Linked DNA regions of Homo sapiens: region 2 is linked to region 1. Evidence: chromatin loops called from intact Hi-C (ENCODE). Cell type or tissue: ascending aorta. All regions are shown on one strand. Links, peaks and the distances in the headings refer to the core of each region. The heading gives the core; the rest is flanking DNA.

The links. A loop is a pair of places that touch in the nucleus more often than their neighbours do. Peaks named below come from ENCODE experiments on the same cell type or tissue, not always from the same donor. Only the 100,000 strongest peaks of a DNase experiment are listed, where the experiment ranks them.
Region 2: it touches region 1 in a loop (5-fold over the local background); 3 of 110 quality-filtered maps call a loop at or near these places.

Annotation. Positions count from the first base shown.
Region 1 is chr20:41,686,966-41,697,945 of GRCh38, reverse strand. It overlaps LOC124904905 (a long non-coding RNA gene), which reads left to right and starts at 3,771. Exons shown (of 2, transcript XR_007067588.1): 1 at 3,771-4,610; 2 at 4,878-5,411. RefSeq lists enhancers at 3,947-4,186, 4,407-4,626, 4,767-4,976. In ascending aorta, for the core only: CTCF peaks have their summits at 4,399 and 4,608; DNase peaks (open chromatin) are centred at 4,385 and 5,015; H3K4me3 peaks cover 2,053 bases; H3K27ac peaks cover 1,648 bases.
Region 2 is chr20:41,626,201-41,637,180 of GRCh38, reverse strand. No RefSeq gene overlaps it. Among named protein-coding and RNA genes, the nearest start is that of CHD6, 13 kb to the right of the region's middle. In ascending aorta, for the core only: no CTCF peak of the experiment used is centred there; a DNase peak (open chromatin) is centred at 5,130; H3K27ac peaks cover 1,458 bases.

The sequences.
Region 1 (10,980 bases), core at 1,423-9,422:
AACCTCCCTGATTTTTCAGATGTGTTTTAGATGGGAGAGTGGTGAGTAGTGGGCAAGGGAAGAGGAGGGAGACCGGGCCCCCTCTGTGTGCTTTGTCAGGAAATTGAAACTGCTGAGGATTAAAGAGCCTCTAGGCAGGGCCAAGGAGCAGGTGATTCAATGGCTGGAAATGAAGATGATTTATCAGAATCTGAAGAAACAATCAAAAAATAGTGAAGAATGAGGAAGGCACTGGAAGTGGAAGGGTTAAGAAAAAAAACTGTTAGTAAAAGTAAACAATGAAAATGGACCTAATTGAAGCAAGTAATCACTTGAAAGGTGCTTAATGTAGGTTGATCACAGATGTGACCAGCCATTTTTTAAACATTCACATTAACTGTAGAAAGAAGCTTAGAGTCCAATGTTTTTATTTTACTTGAGAGAAAACTGGGGCACAGAAGCATTGAGCATCTTGTTCAAGGTCATACAGCCTATGAGCCCCAGGTCCAGGGTAACTCCTAGATCAGTCCTCTTTCCCCAGCACCACCCTACTCCTAACTGTATATAGCAGATGCTCATTTGGGCTTTCATTTTGCACACAGGGTTTCACAAGAAAAATGAGGTCATTACATAAAAATGCTGGATCCAGCATATTTTCAATGAATTATTACTAGCTGGTTTTGTAGCTACCCCCCTGACCTACCCCCAAAATGTCAGGGTGGTGGTTCAAAGCACTGGCTTCGTTAATCTTCACCATGTGGCAAGTCATCAGTTCACAATGATAGAGAAGGATTCCAGAAGCCAATGGCAGTAGGTGAGGGAGCCCCAATCTGGGGAAGAGAAAGTAAATTCACTCATCTACCATGTTAACCTAGCATCTGCTCTGGGCCAAGTTCTAGGCAGTTTGCTGGGGTGGCAATATCAACAATGCACTGGCCATGTCTGGAGCTATACGTATCCCATCTCCCTGTACCCTGACCTGTGTTCTTGGACACAACTTCAGCTAAAACTGAGGCATAGCTTGGATCTGGAGGGCCCTTGAAGACCTAGCCCAGGGATCTGTAGTCTCAAGTTGAATGTCTTGGAAACAGCCTGAAGTCAGGAACCAATGAGGGGGCTGGAGATACTGTCTAAAAAGGAACTTGAGACATTCCCATACTGGAAAGCACAAATATGGAACATTTTACTCATCTGAAAGAGTTCTATTAAACAGCACTGGCCAAGAGTGCCCTTTCCTGGATTTTCTGCTCCTCTGAGTCCTACCAGTTCTCCTAAGCCCTTCAGCAGCTGATATCAGCAGAGACTGATATGAGTCACTGATTCCTGGAAAAGACAGAACTCTGGTACAATGGCTGTTCCAAGTTGATGTCCTCAGAGGTACAAATGACACACCAGAGACAGAAGTTGTTTCTTAAACTTTCCGGGCTTCTGTGCTAGTAACGGGTGCCAGATGGGGCAAAAAGAACAGAAGGAATATTGAGGGGCTCAACCTTTGAGATCAGAAAGACCCAATTTCCTACCGAGGTTCTCCATTACTAGTTGGGTAATCTTTAGGCAGAGCCTTTGGGCACCAGTTTTCTTAGCAGCAAAAACTGAGAACTATGATTGTCACAAAGATTAAATGAGACAGTGGATGAGACAGTATCTGGCTCATGGGTAAGTGTAGATTTTTTACTCATCTCTTCTTGCGTCCTTTTGGATGCTAATTTCCACTCTGCCAAGGATAAGAACCACATGTCACCTTCTCATCAGGTGACAAGTGGAGGCTAGTCATGGCTAGCTGTTCCACTCATTCTCTTAATGAATATTTGTTATGAAAACAGCAATGGCCAGGTGTGGTGGCTCACATCTGTAATCCCAGCACTTTGGGTCACCTGAGTTCAGGAGTTTGAGACCAGCCTGACCAACATGGTGAAACCCCATCTCTACTAAATACAAAAAATTAGCTGGGCGTGGTAGCGCATGCCTGTAATCCAGCTACTTGGGAGGCTGAGGCAGGAGAATCACTTGAACCCGGGAGGCGGAGGTTGCAGTGAGCCGACATTGCACTGGACTCCAGCCTGGGCGACAGAGCAAGAATCCGTCTCAAAAAAAAAAAAAAAGAAAAGAAAGAAAGAAAAGAGCAACTGCCAGGCCTTGTGTTCTGCATCATACAAAGATAGAAAACACATCCCCAAGAGGAGGAGCTCACTGTCTCTTGGGAAAGACTGGTAGGCAAACCAGTAGTTACACAGCAGGGGGACAAGAAGTGAATTGAGAGTGCACAAGGAGAGCACAGAGGTGATGATATTTCAGCCAAGACAAAGTGTGAATAGAAGTTTGCCTGATCAGCAAGCACATAGGAGAGGGCATGCCAAGCAGAGATAACAGAACTTGCAAAAAAGGAAGACTGGAAAGTGAGGTAAATCCAATTACGAAGGTCTCTGAGCACTGTGCTGAGGAGTTTGAGCTAAAACTTGTAGGGGACACAAAGCCTCTAAAGGAAAGTCAAGTCATCATATTTGAGTACTGAAAATATTCCTATACTGCCAGTGTGGATATGGTTTAGAAGAGGCAAGACTAGGCTGGGTGCAGTGGCTCACACCTGTAATCCCAGCACTTTGGGAGGCCCGGCGGGTGGATCACCTGAGGTCAAGAGTTTGAGACCAGCCTGACCAACATGGAGAAACCCCGTCTCTACTAAAAATACAAAATTAGCCGGACGTGGTGGCGCATGCCTATAATCCCAGCTACTCATGAGGCTGAGGCAGGAGAATCGCTTGAACCTGGGAGGTGGAGGTTGCGGTGAGCCAAGATTGTGCCACTACACTCCAGCCTGGGCAACAAGAGTGAAACTCTGTCTCAAAAAAAAGAAAAGAAAAGAAGAGGCAAGACTGGTAAAAGGAAAGCCAGTCTCAATTTGTTCCACTCTCCCCTACTTCACTGTGTTCCAATCACAAGGGACTTCTCTGAGTTCCTTGAATTGCAAAACACCAAGCTCTTCCCCGCTCAGAGCCTTTGCACTTGCTGATCCCTCTGCCTGGACTACTCTTCTCTTGGCTGTTACACAGCTTCCTTCTTCTCAGCCTTCTTCAAGCATTTCAGACCAAACATTTCTTTCTTTCCCTAATCAATCTAATGTATCAATTTTCCTCCATTATTCTCTCTTGTAGCATCCTGGGGGTGGGGGTGTTCTATTTATCGCAATTTGACATTTTATTCTTATTTGTATTATGTGATCAGTAACTGTCTTCCCCATTAGGCTGTAAACACCATGAAGGTAAGGTTGTGTCTGCCCCTGTTCAACACCATGTCCCAGCACTCAACACACTGCCTGGCACGGTGCTAACACTCAATAAACACCGGATTTATGAGACTGTGAGTACAGCCGAGATGATCATGGCTTAACCAAGTAAGTAGCAGCAAACCTGGGAAAAAGAAACTAATGCTACACGAAGTAAACAGGATAGGTCTTGAGGCAGAATATGGCCTGGAGGCAGGGAACTTAAGGACTTGCTAGAATTAAATCAAATGAAACACTTCAGCTATGATAAGACACATCCTTTTTATTTATTTATTTATTATTTATTTGAGTCTTGTTCTGTCGCCCAGGCTGGAGTGCAACGGCGCGATCTCGGCTCACTGTGACCTCTGCCCGGTTCAAGTGATTCTCCTGCCTCAGCCACCAGGGGATTACAGGCGCATGCCACCACGCCCAGCTAATTTATTTTTATTTTTATTTTTAGTAGAGATGGGGTTTCACCATGCTGACCAGGCTGGTCTCGAATTCCTGACCTCAGGTGATCCGCCCGCCTTGGCCTCCCAAAGTGCTGGGATTACAGGTGTAAGCCACAACTCCCCGCCGAAATATCCTCTTTATTTACATAGGGCATACAATGCCTTTGTAACTTTTAACCTATTCATTTACATAAGGCATACACCAACTAACCAATGGAAACCTCTAGAGGGTATTTAACCCCCAGAAAATTCTATAACAGCGCTCGTGAGCCCCCATGCTCAGCCTGCTCCCACCCTGTGAAATGTACTTTCGTTTTCAATAAATCTCTGCTTTTGTTACTTCATTATTCCCTTGCTTTGTTTGTGCCGTTTTGTCCAATTATTTGTTCAAGACACCAAGAACCTGAACACCCTCCACTGGTAACAGTTTGAGACAAGTATCAGAATCAGTTCCACCTGTACCAAGTTCTAACGGCACTTCTAGCTGTATAGCCTGGGCAGGTCAACCACCTTTTATCCACCATGCTCTCCGTATTCCCCTCGTAAAATGATAACGACACCCTTGCAGCTTGGCTCAGCGAATGTCCTCAAACGCACAAACAACGCTAGGGCTAAATGAGCACACCCGGTAGAGCAGCAGCCGCTCCTCGAGGGCGGAAGTCACAGCCTGATCTAAGTACGGTGGGTAAAATGGATCCCCCATATGCGCAGCGCCATGGTCCTTTGTAACCTCATAAAGTGTCCGATGAGCAGCAGGGGCTGGAGGATAATTTAGGGCCAATATCATTTGTTTCTTTTACATTATTTCGCCATTTCTCAGAATTCTAAAATTTGTTTAATTGAAATATCAGCTTGAGGGATGCTGAAAACTGTACAGAGTAAAAGAAGAATCTCTGCTGAGGGATAACCAAGAGGTAGAGATGGGAAAACGTTCATGCGCAGCACCCCCTGACGGAAGGGAGGAGCTGGTGTGGAAGATCCGCGCAGCCCCGCCTCTTTCGCGGTGGTTCCAGTCCCACTTGGGACCCCCACGCCCCGGGAGTGCTAGCGGGACTCGGAGACCTTCACGTTACTACATTGCCCAGGGGACCCCGAGGCGGGCCTGGTTCTCCTCACAAAGGGAGGGGCCGAGCCGTGACTCGCTTCCTCGCCTCGAAATGCGGGTTGTTTTAATCGAGCAGGTTTCGCCCTTCCCCATCAGCCTGTGAAGCTCCCAAAAACGTCCGGCCAACGGCACCAGTCCCATCTAATCAGCCAGGAGGAAGTAGGCGCCGCAAAGCCCCCTGCGAAATGTAGTTTCCAGGAAGACTTCTGGGAAACAGAGTCCGAGGCAGGCGACAGAGCGCTCTTGCAGCCAAATAGAGCCGGGCTAGGGGCGCGTCACGTGACCTGTGCAGCCAACTGTTCCGAGACGTGGCCTTTGCCTGAGCTGCTGTTAGGAGAGGTGCTCAGGTCTGGGGAGTAGCTCCTACCATCGCCTGGACTCGACTTCTGGACTGGCCTCCAAAAGTCGACACAGCCCCTGCGTCTTTCCTATTCCCCAAACCGGCGCTGACCTCATATTTGCATACACTGAAACTTGTGGCTCTCCTTGACTTGGGTTGGTAGGCTCTATAGGACCTCACCATGTTCTCTTACCCATGGTTTCTGCAGCAGCCAAAATGATCCATTCCATGTGCTTTAGAGCCTTAGGGAATAAACCATTAATCAAGTCATTTGATTGCCTCATCTTTGAGGACATTTTTCACTACCTGTTCACACTCCTTGTGCTCACCCATGACTGTCCCTCAGAAACTTAAGTCCTGGGACCCTTCTGCATTCTATTAGTCTTCTCCTAGTTTCATTTCTTCTCCTAGCCAACTTAGATCCTAAGAATCCTCTCCTGCCTTATTTCCTTCTGTAACAACCTCAAATCCTGAATTAATACAGTTGTCTAATTTTGGGTCTACTAGGTGCAACTGGAGGGGAGGAATACATCTCCTAAGCTCACAGGTTGGTGCCACTAAAATCAAGGTTTCAGACTTCAACTAAGCCCTAAATACAACCAGCTGGTTGCAGCACTGTGGGGAAGGAGGCTAACCAATAGAGGAAAGGGATTCGCTGCCAAGAGTCCTGGTGGAAATACAAGGCTTTGGAAGGACTATCTTTATTGCCTCCCACCTCACCCCTACACTTCATGTTTGTACTAGAATGGCATGAGAATGAAATGTAGAACTGATGCAGGCAAACCCAAAAACTGGGGCTCAGCTTGGGAGGGTTCTTGGCTTCAACCAGGAAAGAATTCAAGAGTGAGCCAACAGTAAAAGAAAGCAAGTTTATTTGAGCAACATGTACAGGAAAATGGCTGCTCCGTAGACAGAGCAGAGCTATCCCATAGGCAGAGTGGCACTCATGGACTAGCTATCTTTATATTCACTCTTAGTTATATGCTTAATAAGGAACAGGTTATTCACAAACTTTCTAGAAAAGGGGCAGGGAGCTCCTGGAACCATATAAAGTAACTTCAAGATGTTGCCATGGAATTTGTAAAGTGTCATGCACTTGTGGGAGTGTCTTTGTGCGAATGTAGTAAAACTCCTAGTCCTAGCTGGTTTGGGCTGGTTTATTTGCTACATCCTGTCCTGATCAGCAGGGTTATGACCAGTGCTCAGAAAACAAGCCCTGCTGATCTGCTACCTCATTACCCTTTCAGAGATTATATACTCCTCTTTAATCGTAAAGTGTTGTAGAAGGATGGAGGTCCATCCTCTGTCACTGCCTCCTACTGATTTTGTGGGCATAGTGTCCTCCTCTTGTGCCTGTGGGGACTTATGAGAAACAGGTTTAATTCTGGACAAGTGTACCCATCTAGTGACTCCCTGAAGTTTAACAGCAGTGGGGATGCTTAACAATGCCTGGTAGGGTACCTTCCATTTTGGTTATAATTGATCCTCGTGGGATCCTTCTTCCCAAGTTTTTAATAGGACTCTGTCTCCTGGTTGAACAGGGGAGCTATTTTTTTTCGTTTGTGAAAAAGGGAAATACCTTATTTCCATATTCTTGAAGGGCCTTTTGAACCTGGTCTAAGTTAATATGAGTAAGCATTCTGTGTGTCTCCTCATCAAACAGGAAGCCTGAAGTTAAAAAAGGGCCCCCCATAGGCCATTTCAAATGGGCTAAGTTTTAAGGTTCCCTTCAGAGCCATCCTTATGCAAAAAAGGGCCATGGAAAGGAGAGATACCCAGGTCTCTGAGGTCTCCTGACAGTTTTGCTAATGTCCTATTTAAAACATGATTGTCTTTTTCTACCTTACCTAAGGATTGAGGCCTCTAGGAGGAGTGAAGATGATAGATAATGCCTAAGGCTGAGGAAACCTGCTGGGTCACCTTAGCTGTGAAGGAAGGTCTCTTATCACTTTGCAAATATGTTGGTAATTCAAAACTTGGGATGATTTTTTTAAAATAACAATGTGGACACTTCCAGTGCTTTTTCTGTCCTTGTGGGGAAAGCTTCTATCCGCCTGATGAAATTGTTATAAGTACTAGCAAATACTTCAGTCCTCTGTATACGGTGGCATCTGGGTGAAACCTATTTGCCAGTCTTCCCCATTGCAGGCTTGAGTAGGGGTGGGGGTATAGGGTGGCTTCCTGAGTTGTTACAGGCACAGAGTTCACAGGCCCTGGTGGCCCTTTTTATAGTCCGGAATAGCCCCTGCTATTCCAGAATAGGTAAGTCCCTGCCTAACCCCGATGTTAAATGGTTTACTGATGGGAGTAGCTTTATTCATGAGAGAGTAAAGAAGGCAGGCCAACAAGAAGTTATTGAGGCCAAAGCTTTACCTCCTCACACTTCTGCTAAAAAAGTGGAATTAATCACTCTAATTAGGGCTCTCTGATTGGGAAAAGACTTGAGTCAATATATTTACTGATTCAAGGCACAAAAATTGCTTGAGCCCTGGAGTGGAGGTTGCAGTGAGCCGAGATCATGCCATTGCACTCCAACTTGGGCTACGCAGTGAGAATCCATCTCAAAAAAAAAGTATGTGTGTGTGCATATATATGTGTGTGTGTGTGTGTGTGTGTATGTGTGTGTGTAAACCATTTAACATCAGGGTTAGGAAAGGACTTATCTTTAAGGTCAAGCCTGCTAGAGTAGGTCTGTTCCATGGTTTCCTCCGTTCTCGGGACATTGAGTCCAGCAACAGAGTAGCAGGATTTAAAACCTGACATACTTTAAGGGTAAACTCTTGGGTGTGGAACAGAGGGATCTAATATTTGAGCAACTGACTCCCTGTTAGCCATTAATGTCCTTTTGCTCTAGGACCTAGTGTACTTGATTGAGGAGGGAAAGTAATGACATCTAATTTTTGTCCCAAGGAAGACTTCATGGCTTTTTTTTTTTTTTTTTGAGACAGAGTCTTGCTCTGTTGCCAGTCTGGAGTGTAGTGGCATGATCTTGGCTCACTGCAACCTCCGCCTCCTGGGTTCAAGCAATTCCCCTGCCTCAGCCTCCTGAGTAGCTGGGACCTGGGACTACAGGCACATGCCACCACACCCGGCTAATTTTTTTGTATTTTAGTAAAGATGGGGTTTCACCATGTTGGCCAGGATGGTCTCGATCTCCTGACCTCGTGATCCACCCGCCTTGGCCTCCCAAAGTCCTGGGATTACAGGCACGAGCCACCGTGCCTGGCTAACTTCCTGGCTTCTTCTACCAATAGAATGGTGGTGGCCACAGCTCACAAGCATCCTGGCCATCTGGCCACCACCTGATCTAGCTTTTTAGAAAAATAAGCCCTGGTCTAGGATTATTCCCTAGCCTTTGAGTTAGAACACCCAAAGCTGTCCCTTGTTTTTCAGCCACATAGAGAGTGAAAGGTTTTTCTAAGTTTGGGAGTCACAAAGCATGGGCCATTCCCAGATTTTCTTTTAAGGTTAGGAATGCCTGTTGGCAGGTTCCATCCCAGTTCAAAGGCTCGTGATCATTCCCTTTTAGAGCTTCATAGAGTGGTTTTGCTATGACCCCAAACCAGGGAATCCAGATATGGTAGAATCCACCCATTCCCAAAAAGGTTCTTAACTGTTTCTTAGTCTGATGGCGCTGCAGTGCCAGAGTGGTCTCTTTTCATTCCTGGCTATTGTCCTTGTTCCAGGAATAAGCATGTATCCCAGGTATTTAACCTTTTGCACAGAAGTCTGGGCCTTGTGGGAGAATACCCGATACCCTTATTTTCCCAAGAAAGTAAGGACCTGAATTATATTTTTATCAGAGTCGTCCCTAGTAGGGCTGGAAATTTATAGGTCATCCACATATTTTAGGAGGGATCAATTCATTAACTGTAGTTCCCTTAATTATTTTGCCAATACATCCCCAAAGAGATGAGGACTGACCCTAAAACTTTGGGAAAAGGCATTCCAGGTAAACAGAGATGTAGCATGAGCATCTGGATCAGTCCATTCAAAAGTTAAAATATACTAGGAGTCTGGGCGCAAAGGTATAAAAAGGAAAGCATCCTTTAAGTCTCATACCGTGAATCAATTAGCATGTTCAGAGACTTAGGTCAATATTGTATAAGGGTTAGGAACTATTGGGTAGACTGGAACTAATGCCTCATTAACTCCCTTCAGATCCCGAAGAAATCTGTATTTCTCACCTGGTTTCTTTACAGGCAGGATGGTAGTATTATATGGGGACTGACAGGGTTGTAATAATCCTTACTTTAGAAACTTTTCTATCTGGGGCTGTATCCCTGCTTTTGCTTCAGGTCTCAAAGGATATTGTTTTTCCCATGGGTAAAACATTAACAGCTCTATCAGGAACTTCTTTGTCCCAGACAGAAGAGTCTACTTGAGAAGTAATATGCGGTGGAAGGAAGGTCTTTTCTTTACCTGTAGTAAGTCAAGCACTTAGAGCTAGAAGTAGTGCCCCTTCCCGGCCTATTGCCTTTTTGTGGGGCTCTCCAAATTGAACTGTGGCCTGTAATTGGAAAAGTAAGTCTCTTCCCAGTAAAGGAATACTGCACTGAGACATAAGCTAGAACATGTGGGAAAACATATGATCGCCTACAGTGCAACCAAGGGGATGGGTGAATCTCCTAATTTTTGGCTGGCTATCAATCATGTACCTTGTATAAGGTGGTACTCTTGTACCACCAGTATGGTACAAGAGTAGGAAGACAGTGGCCCTGAGAAATGGGTCAGAACTGAGAAGGCTGCTCCCATATCCAATAAGAACTCAGTATTCTTACCTGCCACATCAAGAGTTACCCACGGCTCCTCTGTGGAGATGGTAAGGTGTCCAGTGGGAGCCATGGGGAACCTCAGGTCCCGTCAGTTCTCTGTTGTCTTGGCCATTATGGGTTTGAGTGGCCCAGATTCCCCTTGGAGCCTGAGGCAGTCCCTTTTCCAATGGCCCTCTTGCTTATGGTAGGCACACTGATTCTGGCTCAGGGGCCAGCAAGTTGGGGGCTATCGTCTGGGCAGCCCAGACACCGATCTTGCAACACTTCCCTGGGATGAATAACCTCGAGGCAGCAGGTGGCTTAAGGCAGCCACTAACAACTGGGCTTTTTGGCTTTTTATTTTGGTTTTCTCTGCTTCCTCTGCTCTGTCCCTGTTGTTGTAAACCCAATGGCCATGTACAAGAGTTGACTCATGGGAGTTTGAGGTCCCATTTCTGCCTTTTGTAACTTCCTCATAATGCCAGGGGCATATTAAGTAATTAAATGCATACCTAGGAGAGCTCACCCTTCCAGGGAGTTTGGGTCTACACTTAGCATATTTCCTGCTTGCCTCAACCAAACTGTCCTGAAATAGAGTGAGATTTTTGTCCTTCCTCGGAGTTACTTCTCTAACCTTGTTGTAATTAACTAGCTTAACCACACACTTTTCCATACCTACTGTTAAACAAGTTACCATGTGATTTCTGTGTTCAAGATCTTGGGAACCCCTCTGGTAATCCCACTGAGGGACCAGATCTAGAGCTGCATCTCCCCTCACATGATAAATGGCATGACCTTAGTTACCAGTTGCCACTCCATTTGCATATTCATGAGCAGTACCCAGAATCCTTTGTTTCTCCTCTGCAGTACAGCAGGTAGACAATAATATTTGCAAGTCATGCCATGTTAAGTCAAAGAACACGATCAACTGAACAAATTTCTCCGTAAACTTTCCTGGATCCTCTGAAAACCAACCAAATTTCTCCTTGCGTAAAGTCAAATCAGACAAAGAAAAAGGCACATGGCTGAGCACAGTGGCTCACACCTGTAATCCTAGCACTTTGAAAGGCCAGGACGCGCAGATC
Region 2 (10,980 bases), core at 1,915-9,914, 61 kb after region 1:
TCTAGCCAACCAATCATTTATTCATGTATCTATTCCTCCATTCTCTCCATCACCCAACCATGTGTTTATCCATTTATCATTCATCCATTTAATCATCCAAGTATTCATCTATCTTCCATCCATTTATTTACCCATTAATGTATTCAATCATTTCTATTGCTGTGGTGACAAATTACCACAAACTTAGTGGCTTAAGACAATAAAGATTTATTATCTTTTACTTCTAGAGGTCAGAAGCCTAAAATGTGTCTGAAGGGGCCAAAACCAAAGTGTTGACAGAACTGTATTCCTTCTGGAGGCTGTAGGGGTGAATCTGTTTTCTTGACTTTTCCTGCTTGAGCTTGCCTGCATTCCTGGTCTCATCGCCTCTTCCTCCAACTTCAAAGCCAGCAGCATAGCATCTTCACATCTCTCTCTGACTCTGTCCCTTCTGCTCCACTTGTACTTATAAGGAGCCTTGGGATTACACTGGGCCCACACAGATAATCCAGGGTAATCTCACCCATCTCAAGATAAAATGATTAGCAACCTTAATTCTTTTTTGCCATGCAATCTAGCATATTAAAAGTTTCAGTAATTAAGATATGAACATCTTTGGGGGTCCATTATTCTGCCTACCATAACGTCCATCTATTTACGCATTCATCTTTCCATTCATTCATTAATACATCTTTGTGTTCATCCACCAATCCATCACTTTGGTCATCCATTCACTCACAATGTATGTATGTATGTACTTATTTATCTGTCTGTCTATCTATCTTTCTATCCGTACGTATATCCAATCCAGTTGTCCATTTATTTGTTCATTCATCTAACTAATCATTCACTTGCCCACCATTCATTTATCAGTAACATCAGCCATCCATCCTAATTTCATTAAATCCATTTATCCATTCATTCATTCACCAACCATCCATGCATCAATTTATCCATTTATTCAACCCTCCATCTAATCATTCATGAGCTACCCTTATCTGCCTTGCCTCTGACCCTTCAATTATAATAAACAGTACCCTTCTAAGACCACAAAGACACACTTTCTCTGTCTCTCTCTCTCTCCCTGTTCTTTCTCCCTCTCTCCATCTCTCTGTCCCTGTTTCTGCTCTGTCTCCCTCTCTCTCTCTCTCTCTCTCTCTCTCCCTCCACAATTTGGACCAACTTACCAAAACAGATCATTCTGCCTGGATCTTTGTCATTTCTTCTCAATCATCTTTTTATTTGATTGTAGCTCCTAACCCTGACTCGGTTTTGCCTGAGGTACTTTGTACTGGTGTATGCCAATGGATCTTTCCAGAATCTTACTTAGCTTACAGAGCCATGCCAGTACTGACTTTGTCTGTATTGACCCAGATATGCCTTTCTCCTGGTTATGCCCAGAAGGAGTGAGGGCAATAGGTAACCCTGCAATATGTGAGTGTGTAGGGAGGTACTGGGTTAAAACTGTGTGTCCCAGTATCTTTTCTGCCACACGCCCTCCCTCTCTGTGAAGAGGTTTAGATGCAACCCATACTCCTCACAATCTATGCTGGGTATTTTTTCCAAGGAAGTAAGACAAATAGTTCTGTAAAATATTTGTGGTGTGATGGTCATAAAAGCATTTTGCAACTACTTGAATAATAAAAAAATTTAAAGAGCTCAAAAACTGCCATTATATAAGAAAAAAGCTAAACAAATATGGCCAGTTTTATTTTTAACAACAAGTTTTGTTTTTTTCCCCAGGCTTTCCCCTCACAGGTACTAGTAATAAGGTGAGAAGGCATATACTACTGAAGCAAAAGGATAAGCAGTGGCAGTAACCATAAATATCACCACTCACAAACACTACCATAATTTATAGTTGTCAAAACTGTTAATGGTCTCTCATCACAGGCTGAGATGTAGATAAGTTAGACTGAGGATGGTGTGAAATTCCCAGTGCTCAGCTAAAATGCCTCCCTCTGCCCTGCTGCTCAGGAGAGCATGTCAGAATGCAAATGAATAGGAATGACATTATTATAAGAATAACTGTTCCTATTTATTTATTTATTTATTTGAGACGGAGTTTTGCTCTTGTTGCCCAGGCTGCAGTGCAATGGTGCGATCTCAGCTCACCGCAACCTCCGCCTCCGGGGTTCAAGCGATTCTCCTGCCTCAGCCTCTCAAGTAGCCAGGATTACAGGCATGCACCACCATGCCCAGCTAATTTTGTATTTTTAGGACAGACAGGGTTTCTCCATGTTGGTCAGGCTGGTCTTGAACTCCCAACCTCAGGTGATCTGTCCGCCTCGGCCTCCCAAAGTGCTGGGATTACAGGGGTGAGCCACTGCGCCCAGCCTCCTATTTATTTTTTTTTAAAGAAGGCAAATCATTCAGACTGTGGTGACTTATATACAATTAGTAACAAATTACTGGCCATAGACCTCATGAGTGATCATGTCAAGACGTGACCACTGAGAAGCATGGTTAAATGACTGCTAGATTTCTGAACATGTTTAAGGTCAAGAATCCATCAAGCTCATAAGTTGAAACTGGAGTGAAGTTGTTTGGGTGAGTTAGAGTGGCCCAGCTCCTCTCCTGGAGGTACCATTCATTTGTTGGGTATGCAGAAGTGCTGAGACTCCTTCATGGAGCTCAACACTGGCCCATGAGGGCATAGTTTATACTACTTCAAAACCTTTCAAGAAAAATGTAATGGAAAATGTGATGTTATCAGAACCTTGGCCAAAATAATATTTCAGAAATGAATGAGGAAGGACAATTCCTTGTGACTGATCAGCAGTCTGGTCTGGGAAGATATCACTCCTCAACAGTTGGATGATTCTAGAGCCCTGAGTCAAAAGATTTTGAAGGAACTAACATTTCAACAATGTAAGATCACTGGTTTATAAACATAAGCTCTGGCCAGCACTAGGACATCAGTGAATTATACATAAAAGGTTTATACTTTGAGCCTGGGAAACATAGTGAGACCCTATCTCTACAAAAATAAAAATAAAAAATAAAAAATTAGACAACACAGTGATGCATACCTGTAGTCCCAGCTACTTGTAGGATCGCTTGAGCCCAGAAGTTTAAGGCTGCAGTGAGCTATGATCATGTTGCTGTACTTCAGCCTGGGTGACAGGAAGACCCTGTGTATAAAAATAAAAAATAATAATTTAAAAAAGGCACCTCTGAGAAACTGCCTACACAGGGCTCATACCAGTTTTACAGATGAAATGACTATAGCAAAAAGTCAATGTCCCAAGATACCAATTAGGTTTCATACTGTGAGCCATTCCTAGTTGACTAATAATGTTTGCCTGGCCAGGCGCGGTGGCTCACACCTGTAATCCCAGCACTTTGGGAGGCCAAGGCAAGCAGATCACTTGAAGTCAGGAGTTTGAGACCAGCCTGGCCAATATAGTGAAACCCCCGGCTCTACTAAAAATACAAAAATTAGCCAGGCATGGTGGCAGGTGCCTATAGTCCCAGCTACTCAGAAGGCTGAGGCAGGAGAATCACGTGAAGCAGGGAGGTGGAGGTTGCAGTGAGCTGAAATTGTGCCACTGCATTCCAGCCTGGGTGACAGAGCAAGACTCCATCTCAAAACAATATATAATAATAATAATAATAATAATAATAATAATGTCTGCCTGGAGCTCTGAGTTGATAGGAATTCTGGGGGTTAAGTACAGGATTAGCAAGAAAGAAGGTGGTAAATTAGCCAGAATTTCTCCATGGATATGGAGGGAGAAGTAGAAACAGGTGTGACACCATTTCCCATCATTTTTCCAGTGTTTTCCATCATTCAACCAACATTTGCTGAGCTCTGCAAGGTACCTGTCAGGTGTTGAGAATACTGGAGAAGAACAAAACAGATAGTTTTAAAAATCTATCTAAATAACTGGAGCCCAAAATCCAGTTATTTTTATCATCCCACTCTGTTCCTGATAAAAGATCTTGCTATGTCTTCATCAAAAATTCATTTCCTCTTCTTCCTGGGTACATACAAACTACATTATTCAGCTTCTCTTGTGGTTTGGTGTGGCCATGTAACTGAGTTCTAGCCAATGACACATAAGCAGAAGTGATATGTGTGATTTCTAGGCTTTTTAAAAGGGGGTGTGTCCTAACCACAATCTCTTCTTGCTAGTTGGATGCAGAAGATGACAAAACCCTAGGGGATGATGTAGTTATGGCGTAGAAGGAATCCCCCTGAATCACTAGGTAGAGGATTGTGACTTGTCAACCAGAAATACTTTCCTTTAGACTGGGCATGGTGGCTCACCCCTGTAATCCCCGCACTTCAGGAGGCCAAGGCGGGCAGATCATCTGAGGTCAGGAGTTTGAGACCAGCCTGGCCAACACGGCGAAACCCCATCTCTACTAAAAGTACGAAAATTAGCTGGGCGTGGTGGCATGTGCCTGTAATCGCAGCTACTCAGGAGGCTGAGGCAGGAGAATCGCTTGAGCCGGGGAGGCAGAGGTTGCAGTGAGCCAAGATCGCGCCACTGCACTCCAGCCTGGGTGACAGAGTGAGATTCTGTCTCAAAAAAAAAAAAGAAAGAAAGAAAGGAAGGAAGGGAGGGAGAGAAAGAGAGAAAGAAAGAAAGAAAGAAAGAAAAGAAAAGAAAGAAAGAAAGAAAGAAAGAAAAGAAAGAAAGAAAGAAAGAAAGAAAGAAAGAAAGAAAGAAAGAAAGAAAGAAAGAAAGAAAGAAAGGAAAATACTTTCCTTGAAGTACTATATAAGCAAGCAATAAACTTCTTTTTGTTGGAGCCATTATTCTTTTGTGTGTATATTTATTATAGCAGCTAGTGAATATTATACTACCTAATTTGCTCTAAAGTGACCTGGCCTCTTTCAGCCTCCTCTCAACATGCTTTCATCCACTACAGTTGGCACTTAATCCATATTTTCAAGTTAAGTTAGGTGGATACCCTTCATCCTAGCCCAGGAATCTGTGTTTGACAGGGGGCATCAAAGGCATGTTGAAGATCCCTGCTTTATTCCATTCCTATGAAGGAATGACAGTCATGTTTCTTTTTGGCTAGAATATCTTTCATTGTTGCTGTTGGACTCCAAAATTGGCGCTGTAATGACTCCCCAGAGTTGTCATGGGCTCTGAGTCACACAGCCCAGATTTAGCCACAGCTGGGTCCCCTACGTCGGTGGAGCTCAGACTTCAGCATGCATTTAAGCACAGGCTTCTAGCCCCACCCCCAAACTTTCTGATCCAGTTGGTTTGGGTTGAGTCCAAGAATTTGGATTTTTACCAAGTTCCTAGATGCTGCTGCTGGTCCAGGAACCACACTTGGAGAACCATTAAGCCAGTAAAGCTAAGCTGTTGCTGTTCATCCTTTTTTTTTTTTTTTTTTTTTTGACACGGAGTCTCACTCTGTCACCCAGGTTGAAGTGCATTGACGCGATCTTGGCTCACCGCAACCTCCACCTCCCAGGTTCAAACGATTCTCCTGCCTCAGCCTCCTGAGTAGCTGGGATTACAGGCACCTGCCACCATGCCTGGCTAATTTTTTTGTATTTTTAGTAGAGATGGGGTTTCACCATGTTGGCCAGGCTGGTCTCGAACTCCTGACCTCAGGTGATCCACCCACCTCCACCTCCCAAAATGCTGGGATTACAGGTGTGAGCCATCGTGCCTGCCCGGTCCTGTTCTTTTTTTTTTTTTTTTTTTTTGAGACGGATTTTCACTCTTGTCGCCCAGGCTGGGGTGCACTGGCACAATCTCGGCTCACTGCAACCTCTGCCTCCCGGGTTCAAGCAATTCTCCTGCCTCAGCCTCCTGAGTAGCTGGAATTACAGGCGCCCGCCACCACATCAGGCTAAATTTTGTATTTTTAGTAGAGACGGGGTTTTGGCATGTTGGCCGGGCTGGTCTCAAACTCCTGACCCCAGGTGATCCGCCCACCTCGGCCTCCCAAAGTGCTGGGATTATAGGCGTGAGCCACCACGCCTGGCGTCATCTTTTAAAATTACTATAAGACATCTGAATTAGGGTTCTCCAGAGAATAGAACCAAAAGGACACACACAAGCATGCACACATGCACACACACACACATACACACACAAGAAGATTTATTATGGGAATTGGCTCACATGATTATGGAGGCTGAATATTTCCACTATCTGCCATCTGCAAGCTGTAGAACCAGGAAATCCAGAGGTTTGATTCAGTATGAGTCCAAAGGCCTGAGAACCAGGAGATCTTATGATATAATTCCTAGTTCAAGCTTGAAGGCCTGAGAACAGAGAGTAGAGGTGAGGGGAGTGCAGGTGTAGTTTTCAGAATCCAAAGCCTGAGAACCAGGAACTCCAATGTCCCAGTTCAAGGAGAGGGGGAATTTACTCTTCTTCCATATTTTTATTCTCTTTGGGCCCTCAACAGACGATGCCCACTAACATTGGTGAGGGCAATCTTCTTTATTAAGTCTACTGATTCAGATGCTAATTTATCCTGGGAACATCCTCAGAGACACACCCAGAAATGTTTCTCCAGCTATCTGTGCGTCCCTTAGCCCAGTCAAGTTGACATATAACATTAACCATCACAGCATCTGTGTTCTGTAAATGTTTTTGTTTGTATGCTTTGTTGGTGCTTTCTTTTCACTTTTCCTTCTGTCAAATCCTAGCCTTGTTTTTGCTTGTGATACCTAGAGCGGGAGCCTAGGAAAGCTAGGACACTGGACTGAACTGCTATTTGTGTGGCAGCTACTGCTGCACTTTGGCACCTGGGCTTGTGGCTGACAGACAGAGATGGTGATAGCTCTAGACTCTGCAGCCTTCCTTCCAGTGATGTGCCTCAGTTTTACTATTTGTAAAATGAGGGTAATAACTTTTTCTTTGTAAGAATTAAATATTTTATACATGTAAAGCATTTAAAACAGTGCTTGGAACAAAGCCAGAGGCATCACATTACCCAATATTAAGCTATACCATAAGGCTACAGTAACCAAAACAACATGGTACTGGTACAAAAACAGACACACAGCCCAACAGAACAGAATAGAGAACCCAGAATTAAAGCCACACAGCTACAGCCATCTGATCTTTGACAAAGCTGACAAACATAAGCAATGAGGAAAAGACTTCCTATTCAATAAATGGTGCTGGGATAGCTGGCTAGCCATGAGCAGAAGAATGAAACTGGACCCATACTTTTTAACCATATACAAAAATTAACTCAAGATAGATTAAATATTTAAATGTAAAACCTCAAACTATAAGTAAATCCTAGAAGAATACCTAGGACATACCATTCTGGACATTGGCCTTGGAAAATAATTTATGATTAGGTCCTCAAAAGCAATCACAACAAAAACAAAAATTGACAAGTGGGACCTAATTAAACTAAACAGCTTTCACACAGCAAAACAAACTTTCAACAAAGTAAACAGACAACCTACAGAATGGGAGAAAATATTTGCAAACTATGCATCTAAAACAGGTCTAATATCCAGAATCTGTAAGGAACTTAGACAAATCAAGAAAGCAAAAACAAACAACCCCATTAAAAAGTAGGCAAAGGGCCAGGCACAGTGGCTCAGGCCTATAATCCCAGCACTTTGGGAGACCAAGGCAGGCAGATCACTTAAGCCCAGAAGTTTGAGACCAGCCTAGGCAACATTGTGAAACCCCATCTCTACAAAAAACTACAATGTGGTGGCATATGCCTGTAGTCCTACCTACTCGGGAGGCTAATGTAAGATTGCTTGAGCCCAGGAGGTTGAGGCTGCAGTGAGCCATGATCGCACCACTGCACTCCAGCCTAGGCAAAAGAATGAAATCCTGCCTCCAAAAAATAAAGAAAGTAGGCAAAGAACATGAACAAAGATTTCTCAAAAGAAGAAATATGAGTGGCCAACAAACATATATTAAAAAAAAACCTCGACATCACTAATCATCAAGACACAAATCAAAACCACAATGAAATACCATCTTACACCACTTAGAATGGCTATTATTAGAAAGTCAGAAAATAATAGATGCTGGCGAGGCTTCAGAGAAAAGGGAATACCTATACACTGTTGGTGGGAATGTAAATTAGTCTAGCCACTGTGGAAAGCAGTTTAGAGATTTCTCAAATAACTCAAAACTACCATTCAATCCAGCAATTCTACTACTGGGTGTATACCCCCCAAAAAATAAGTCATCCTACCAAAAAGACATGTGCACTCATACATTCGTCACTGCACTATTCACAAGAGCAAAGACATAGAATAACCTAGATGGCCATCCATGGTGGATTGGATAATGAAATGTGGTACATATACACCATAGAATACTATCTAGCCATAACAAAGAATAAAATCATGTCCTTTGCAGCAACATGGATGTAATTGGAGGTCATTATCCTAAGCTAACTAATGTAGGAACAGAAAACCAAATACCAAATGTTCTCACTTATAAGTGGGAGCTAAGCATTGGGTACAAATGGACATAAAGATGGGAACAATAGACACTGGGGACTACTAGTGGTGGGAGGGAGGAAGGAGGGAAGGACTGAAAAAACTCCTATTGTGTGCTATACTTACCACCTGGGTGACGGGATCATTCACACCCCAAACCTCAGCATCACACAATATTCACATGTAACAAACCTGCACATGTACCCACTGAATCTAAAATAAAAATTGAAATTATTTTTAAAAATTTTAAAAGCAGTGCTTAGTTCATATTAATTATGCAATAAAATTAGCTATTATGAACTGTCAATGTAACAGTGCATGTTTTAGTAACATGGGGGCATCATTCTCTTCAACTTTATTCCCTTCTGGCATATATTCCAAAAAGAAGCAAAAGAAGTGGTAGGAGCTGGACTTCCTGGCATCCAGAGATTTAACTACAATCATGAAAGCATAAGAATCATTCACAATAAATGGAATTGGATGGAGAAAAACAACTTACTGCCATCAGTTTCGTTCAAATTGCTGATGGTTGATCTGGAGTTTTCTGTTACGAACAGGCTTTGATACAAGTAGGCAATGCAAGTGATACGGTTTGGCTCTGTGTCCTCAACCAAATCTCATGTTGAATTGTAATTCCCAATGTTAGGGGAAGGACCTGGTGGGAGGTGATTGACTCATGGGGGCAGATTTCCTCCTTTTTGTTCTCATGATAGTGAATGAGTTCCCATGAGATCTGGTTGTTTAAAAGTGTGTAGCACTTCCCCTTTCTCTTTCTCTCTCTTTCTCTCTCTCTCTCCTGCCGCCACGTGAATATGTGCTTGTTTCTCCTTTGCCCGTCCACCATGATTGTAAGTTTCCTGAGGCCTCCCCAATCATGCTTCCTGTCCAGCCTGCAGTAATGTGAGTCAATTAAACCTCTTTTCTTGCTAAATTACCCAGTCTCAGGTAGTTCTTTATAGCAGTGTGAGAACAGACTAATACAGCATGTTTGCTGAATGGGACTGAAATGAGTCATAGAATAACCTAAAATATCTGGATGTAGATCATATGTTAAGAAAACACTTAAAATGTGGGGCAAATTTATACAAAGCACATTTTAAATATACAGTAACTTAATGATGGCTGTCAGTTGTATCACCCAAGGAAATACTGTTATCTATTGCTGCATTACAAATTATCTCCAAAGCTTGGTGGCTTAAAAACAACAATAAACATTTATTATCTCACATAGTTTTCATAGGTCAGAAATTTGAGAGTGACTTAGGTTTTCATGAGGTTGCAGTCAAAATGTTGGCTGGGGATGGATGCAGTCTCATCTGAAGGCTTGACTAGGCATGGAGGATCTACTTCCAAGATGGCCCATTCACATGGTTCCTGACAAGAGGCCTTGAGTTCTTGCCACAAAGACTTTTTCCATAAGGCTGACTGAATGTCCTCATGTCATGACAATGGACTCTTCCCATTGCAAATTACCCAAAACAGCAAGACAGATGCTGCAATGCCATTTATGACTAGCATTGGAAGTTACACTCTGTCACTTCTGCAATATCCTACTGGTTACATACATAAATCAGGTCTATTCAGTACAGGAGAGGGCAGTATAAGGGTTTGAATCACAGCAAGTGAGTATCACTGGGGGCCAACTGGAAGGACAGTTACCATGCTTCACCTCAGCAAAAACATGGAAACTAATTAATTTTTTAAAACTATAGTTTTTTGTTTCTAGTATGTAAAACTGTGTTGCTTATTTTTATTACCAGTTTTCAGACGGTAGCCTCACCAAATTGGTCAGTAATGTTGATGGTAGAATTGCACACATAAAGAAAAGGATTCTACAGCAACTTGAGGCTTAGTAAAAAGCTTAAGAACTTTTTTGTTGCTGTGGTTTTTTTTGTTTTTTTTTTTTTTTGTTTGTTTGTTTGTTTGTTTTTGGAGACAGAGCGTTGCTCTATTGCCCAGGTTGGAGTGCAATGGTGCTATCTCAGCTCACTGCAACCTCCGCCTCCCAGGTTTAGGTGATTCTCCTGCCTCAGCCTCCCAAGCAGCTGGGGTTACAGGCGCACACCACCATGCCCAGCTAATTTTTGTATTTTTAGTAGAGACAGGGTTTCACCATGTTGGCCAGGCTGGTCTCGAACTCCTGACCTCAAGTGATCCACCCGCCTTGGCCTCCCAAAGTGCTGGGATTACAGGCATGAGCCACAGCGCCCGGCCTTAAGCAAGTTTTTATGGCTGAAACTGTCTAATGGTCATTGCAGGAAAGTACACTGCTGAGCAAGAATGAAGGATTTACGAAGCTGTTTCAGGGTAGCGTGACCAGCGTTTTTGAAAAATCCTGCCCAAGAACATTTGAGGTGTGATTTTCCATAAATCATAGTAACTGAAAGGGACCACAGTCATTTTTATATATAACCTTGGATTTAAAAAATCAAAATAGCGGTAGTGCTATACATGGGTGAGAGTGAGAGCTCTGTGGCACTGTAAGAGTTAAATCAGTGAGATTAATACATGAGGGGTAGAGGCCATATATCAGTAGAAGGCACTCCAAAAGACAGAAGGTTCCCCAAGCCAAACACAAGAACAGAGATTGA